Linked DNA regions of Homo sapiens: region 2 is linked to region 1. The links are chromatin contacts, found by Hi-C in ENCODE. All regions are on one chromosome and are shown on one strand. The core of a region is the stretch at or near the end of the contact, and the rest is flanking DNA. Distances in the headings are between cores, read along the strand shown.

Evidence for each region. A loop is a pair of places that touch in the nucleus more often than their neighbours do. Pooled maps may share reads with other maps.
Region 2: a loop to region 1 is called in a map of A673, with 4 times the contacts of the local background. The contact joins the promoter of H2BW1 here to the enhancer-like site in region 1. A Hi-C loop is called at or near these places in 2 of 168 maps with a recorded cell type or tissue (A673 and GM12878), 1 of 37 single-sample maps with no recorded cell type and 3 of 50 pooled maps.

Annotation. Positions count from the first base shown.
Region 1 is chrX:103,844,193-103,847,283 of GRCh38, reverse strand. No RefSeq gene overlaps it. Among named protein-coding and RNA genes, the nearest start is that of RAB9B, 13 kb to the right of the region's middle. Within about 2 kb of position 1,748, at least 4 of the 41 ENCODE cell types and tissues checked have a DNase peak (open chromatin) inside an H3K27ac peak, as active enhancers do.
Region 2 is chrX:104,011,982-104,014,997 of GRCh38, reverse strand. H2BW1 (H2B.W histone 1) reads left to right here and starts at 1,290. Exons shown (of 3, transcript NM_001002916.5): 1 at 1,290-1,828; 2 at 2,250-2,308. The coding sequence starts at 1,422. The coding sequence ends at 2,286.

The DNA.
Region 1 (3,091 bases), core at 499-2,998:
TTTCTTCTTGCAGCCCCTGGCAACCACCAATCTAGTTTTTGTCTCCATATAATTACCTATTTTGGACATTTCACATAAATAGAATTATTTCGTGACTGGCTTCTTTTACTTAGCTTAGTGTTTTCAAAGTTGATCCATGTTGTAGCATGTATCAGTATTTCATTCTTCTTCTGGCTGAATAATATTCTGTTGTATGGATACACAGTAGATAGACTTCACTTATCTGGAGGGGATATGTTCCAAGCCTCCCAGTGGATGCCTGAAACCTCAACAGTACTGAACTCAACTGCCATCAGTCAGAACATGTTTCTATTGATGTCTTCCACCTACAAATTTAATGACTTTTCCACCTTAGCTAAGCACTTAACAGGCACTGTGGCCATAACTTTTGCAGTTTGAGGTGTGACAGGAAAACTAGCACAAATTTATTTTTCCTTCTTCACAATTTCACAGATAGAAGATTCATTCCTACCGTAGATCTTAGCAATCTCAGCATACAATTTTTTTTCTTTCTGTATTAAGTCAAGAACTTTTACCTTTTAAGTGAAAAGAGGCACTTGATGGCTTCTCTTTAGCATATCTGAATCAGCATCACTACTCTTGCATTTTGGAGCCTTTATTAAGTAAAATAAGGATGACTTGAACATAAGCACTGTGATGCCTGAGATGACTAAGTGACTAGCAGGCAGGTAACATATAGTGTGGAGATGCTAGACAAAGGAATCATTCATGTCCCAGGCAGGACAGAGTGGGATGATGCCAGATTTCATCACACTCAGAATGGTATGCAATTTAAAGCATATGAATTGCTTATTTCTAGAATTTTCCATTTAATATTTTCAGACTGAAGTTTATCACAGATAACTGCAGCCACAGAAAGCAAGACCACAGATAAGGGGGCACTGCTTACCACATTTTGTTTATCCATTCACCAATTGATAGACATGTTGTTTTCATCTTTTGGGTATTGCCGCTATTTATCTCCATGTACAACTCTTTTGTGTGTACAGGTTTTCATTTCTCTTGGCTGTGTAACAAGGAACGGAATTGCTGGGTCACATTTTGAGAAATTGCCAAACTGTTTTCCAAAACAGTTGCTCCATTTACAATTCCATCAGCAGTTATGAAGGTTCTCATTTCTTCACATCGGTGTCAGCACTTGTTATTGTCTGTATCTTAGCCATCCTAAATAGCCATCCTTAACCATGAGGAGTGAGGTGGTATCTCATTATTGTTTGATTTACATTTCTCTGTTGACTAATGATGTTGAACATCTTTTTATATGCTTATTAGCTTTTGTATACTTTGGAGAAATGTCTATTCAGATCTTTTAACAATTTTTAATTGGGTCAGTCTTCTTTTTATTGTTCAGTTACAAGAATTATTTATATATTTTGTATACAAGTCCTTTATGAGATCAATGATTCACAAACATTTTCTCCTATTCTGGAGACTGTCTCTTTTCTTGATGATGTACCTTGAAACACAAAAGCCTTATATTTTGATGTCTCATTTTTCTGTTTTTTCTTTTGTTGCTTGTGCTTTTTTGTGTTATGTCTAAAAAACTATTTCTTAATCCAAGATCACAAACATTTACTCCTATGGGTTTTTTTTTTCTAAGGGTTTTAAAGTTTCAGCTCTTACATTTAGGTCTATGACTCATCTGAGTTAATTTTTATTATGTGGTGTGAAAAAAAGATTCCCCAACTAGTGGCTGCAAGCCAGCTTGCCCTATCTCTCAGGTTCAGGACTTTTCTTCCTGGTAGCCAGCCAGCTTTTTTTCCTGGTAGATTCCTATTGCACACAATTGGCTTTTTCTCATTACTAACACTAAATCTCTTTTTCATAACTTACATTGTCAAAATATTACTCAACTAAAACCTGATGACCTTGGGTTTTTCGTTTTGTTTTGTTTTCAGAGGAATGAAAGAAAAAATCCCTGAAGCTGATTGCGGCTGCAGTACATCCTTCCAACTTGGAGGAGAAATGGTAATAAAACAGCTTACTGCTGCCACCTGCCGTCAAGCATGGTTCAGACAATAACTGTCGCCCCAGAAGTTAGTGGCCAGGCTTAGCAAACTTAAACACTTTGGGAATAGGGTAAGCAGTAGGAGTGAGTAAAAGGTGCTGGTTAGGAACTATGTTGAATTGGCTAGCACCAGCCCAAATAAAGTAGGCAATAGCGCCTTACCTCCAAAGGATTATCACAGCAAGGGAACACTGGTCCAGTAAGAAGAGATCTTGAGGTGTTTTGTTTTTGTTTTTGTTTTCTTTTTTCAAGATAATTCAGAAGTCTACATTTTCAAAAAATGAGCTTTCCCAATTTTTAACTGACAATTTAAACAATGTAAGGGTCATGAGACCAAGCAAAGCAAGTCTCTAGGATAACAGTTTCCAACATCTCTTTCTTCTGAAACAGTCCCAAGGACTGTTTTAATAAATATGGGAGTCAAAATTAGAAGCTACTTGCTCTGATGAAGTTGAAGTGACATTAGTGGTGGCCCAGCATCTTCAGGCTGTCTGACTTATTCTGCAATCTGAAGACCTGGGCTTCTTTTGGGGTAGGGACCAAGTCTTCTTCACCTTTGTATCCCCATCAGTGAGTGTATTTCCCAGGGGAAGCAGATGCTCAGTCAACACAAGATAGATGAACAGGTTTGTGCTTTGGCCCTGCCACAGTACAGCTATATGACCTTGGGTGAATCAGTTAGCTTCTCTGAGTGCCCATTTCATCATCTATAAAATGTGAGTTATGAGGCTCTTTTTTGGTGAAAGTGGTCTTTTATCAAAGGTGACTGGATAATGGAATGTTTACATTCTCCAAGAAGAGATTCTTGAGTATACACTGGGTTAACTGCAGCTGAGAGGTCCTCAGATTTCAAGAAACCAAATGCCATGCTAAAAAGAACCCTTATGAAAATCAGCCTCAGAATAATTTAACACAGACTGAAAGTCGAAGTGCTTCAACTTGAACATAAATGAGGGTAAATTGGATGATTAAGGCTAAGTCCACAACTTTGCCTTCATTCACTACTCAAAACCTTCTGCCTAATTAATTTTATAAAATGTGAACATTTTAGTCTTTAAAATG
Region 2 (3,016 bases), core at 41-2,540, 170 kb before region 1:
TGGGAGGTTTAACCTTGCAGATTGTGAAGAAAAACGATGTGGCTCTTTCCCTGTTTTTTGTTTGCTTTTTTTTTTTTAAGAAAAATATCATGCTGACTTACTGATATGAATACAGAGATTGTTGTGGACAGGTCTCTTGTGCCTTGTACCAAACTACGAGAAGGATTGTCTTGCTAAACGTTTAAGTAGATTTATAAGATCATCATTTGTAAAGGGGACTGTTCAGAAATGGTGTACTAGAGTTCAGTCACAGAGCTTACCATATACGATCTTATCTAACAACAAAAATGAGCCTTTTTGTCCTTCTTAATCGTGAACCAATTTATTAGGAGTAGAATAAGTTGTTTGCTAAAGACATGACAGGAAATACACTTGAAAGCCTGACCTTTGAAATGACAGTTCATCGATGACCTTTATTTCTTCAGCATTTCTTAAGAATCTTTCTTGTTCAATTCCTGCAACTTAATGTTACTTAAATGCATTTAAGGAATGCCTTTGCGTATATTATCAGAGACTCTTGAAAGCTCTCTTTCTAACTTGAACATAATTTCCATTTCTGGAATCCCTTTCTCTCCCTCAGGGGCTTCCTAGGAGATTTAAGGCGATATTTTTTAACCCAATATCTCTTAAACTTATTAGCCATTTCCAGCTTTTGAGTTGTGATTTGTGGTTGTTGTTTTGCTTTCCTTTTTTTTTTTTTAATTATTTTTTTAAACCTGGTCGATGTCGAGTGTTGTCATATGTTTTTAATAAAAGTGCCTTTCTGTTTCTATTGTCTGCTTGGAGGCTGGGGTATGGCCATTTCTCATTCTCCTGATTCACGGAAGATGTTGATCAGTACTGAAGCCCGGAGCCAGACCGCTAGGTCCTTTGATGCCCAGGCGGCCATGTCAGGGAGTTCCTGCTCAAGCCAGGGTGGCTTAGCCCAGGATAACAGTAGCTTCTGAGATGGGTGACAATTGTTCCACACGTGGCCACAGTCATTCTTCCGGCATAATGGACTTGGGCTCAGGAGGTCTGTCTCTCCTCAGGGATCATGAGCTGAAATTGCTAAACTTTGGGAGTTTTCAGTGACACCCTTCAAAGTGCTCACAGTGTGGCATGGATCAGCTGAGAAGGGCGGATGCGCTTTTGCCCCGTGAGGCATCTATCTGTGTAACTTTCTCCGAGCTGGGCCACAAGGGGCGCTTAGGCCCGCAGACGCCCACTGTGATTGGTTGACGAGATGCCACGCAACGGGACCATCCAGTCACCTTCAACGCAGGTAGGTTTGCTGAGAGGCTCCCTGCGTGACACTTCATCCAATCAGACGTGAAGCTGGCCCGAGACGTGGAGCCATGCTGCGTACCGAAGTGCCCCGGCTTCCCCGGTCCACAACCGCCATTGTCTGGTCGTGCCATCTAATGGCCACTGCCTCCGCCATGGCTGGACCTTCCTCTGAGACGACCTCTGAGGAACAGCTGATCACCCAGGAGCCCAAAGAGGCCAACTCCACTACGTCCCAGAAGCAGAGCAAGCAGAGGAAGCGAGGGCGCCATGGGCCCCGCAGGTGCCACTCCAACTGCCGCGGGGACAGCTTCGCCACCTATTTCCGCCGGGTGCTGAAGCAGGTTCACCAGGGCCTCAGCCTTTCCCGGGAGGCCGTGAGTGTCATGGATTCTTTGGTTCATGACATATTGGACCGCATCGCCACCGAGGCTGGTCACCTGGCCCGCTCCACCAAGCGCCAGACCATCACTGCCTGGGAGACCCGGATGGCTGTGCGCCTGCTGCTGCCGGGGCAGATGGGCAAGCTCGCCGAGTCCGAAGGCACGAAGGCTGTCCTCAGGTACACCAGGAGCAAGTGCGCTCCCTCAGGAGCACCCGAGCACCACGGGAACCCAAAGGGTCTTTTCAGAGCCACTGAATGTGGCCTGAAAGACCAGTGGCTCGCCAAGGGGGACACCACCGGAGGCTGGGGTGGGTGGTGCCCTTCCGACTTGGGGGGCATGTGGCGTGTGGCATCCTGCAATGTTTCAAGCATTTTCCCCTCAGTACTAAACATTGTCAGCTCCAATATATCTGTAGTGCAGTTTGCTCCAAGGAAAAATAGTGGGTGTTTCCGTGATCGTGTTTCATTTCCTCAGTTTCGTAAACGGTCATTTTTGTTAGTTATGTTTCTAGGCTATCTATATGGTGATATTATTACTGCACTGATCTTTACCTTTTTCTGTCTCATTCTCCTGTGACTGGATGGTGGAATTTTCCAGAACTTCACTGTATGCCATACAGCAACAGAGAAAGTGAATACGCTGATACAAGAAGCAAGGTAACCCTCCTAAATGTTTTCAACACCGCTCCCATCACGAATCCATGTAAATAAGCAAATGAGGCCAAGTTACAGTGTACATACAGCTAAATAAAATTTTCAAGAATCCGTTCATTTTCCAGCTTCCTCGACTCTGAGATCACTATTGCAGTTCATTCTTTTTTTGCCATGACGATAATCTTTTCGTTTCTTTTTAAACAGAAACCTTCGTTACTTCCAGGTTTGTGTCAGTAGGCTTAGGGAGTGTCCACAGAAATGGCTCATGCCCTAGTGTTCAGTGGTGTAGCCAATGAGTGACTTGCAGTCTATGAGCAACAGTCATTGTCCCAGTGTGGGGGCAGTGAACCAGGCTGAACCCACAACAGCCTTGCACTGATATGCAGTCTGGTGTTTGGGGGGACAGGGTTGTGATTCTTTACCTGATGTTTTTGTTTTCAGTGTTTGTAATCATGGTCATTTAAGGATATGAATCCAGTGCTAGGAGTAGTATATGTTCCTTGCCCCTAGCATCAAGTTATGCAGAGGATGGTCAGCCTTTAGGAGAAGTCAGATAACGCTTATTTCCTCAAGAGATTTGCATATTAATATTCATGTTAATGTTAATATAGGTTAGCTTTCATTGTGCTTTCTTCTGGGTCCCAAGTCTTTGTATTTTTAGCACTTTTTCCTATGAGTGTATTGTTGAATTTCAGAGCAGCTGCTGACTTT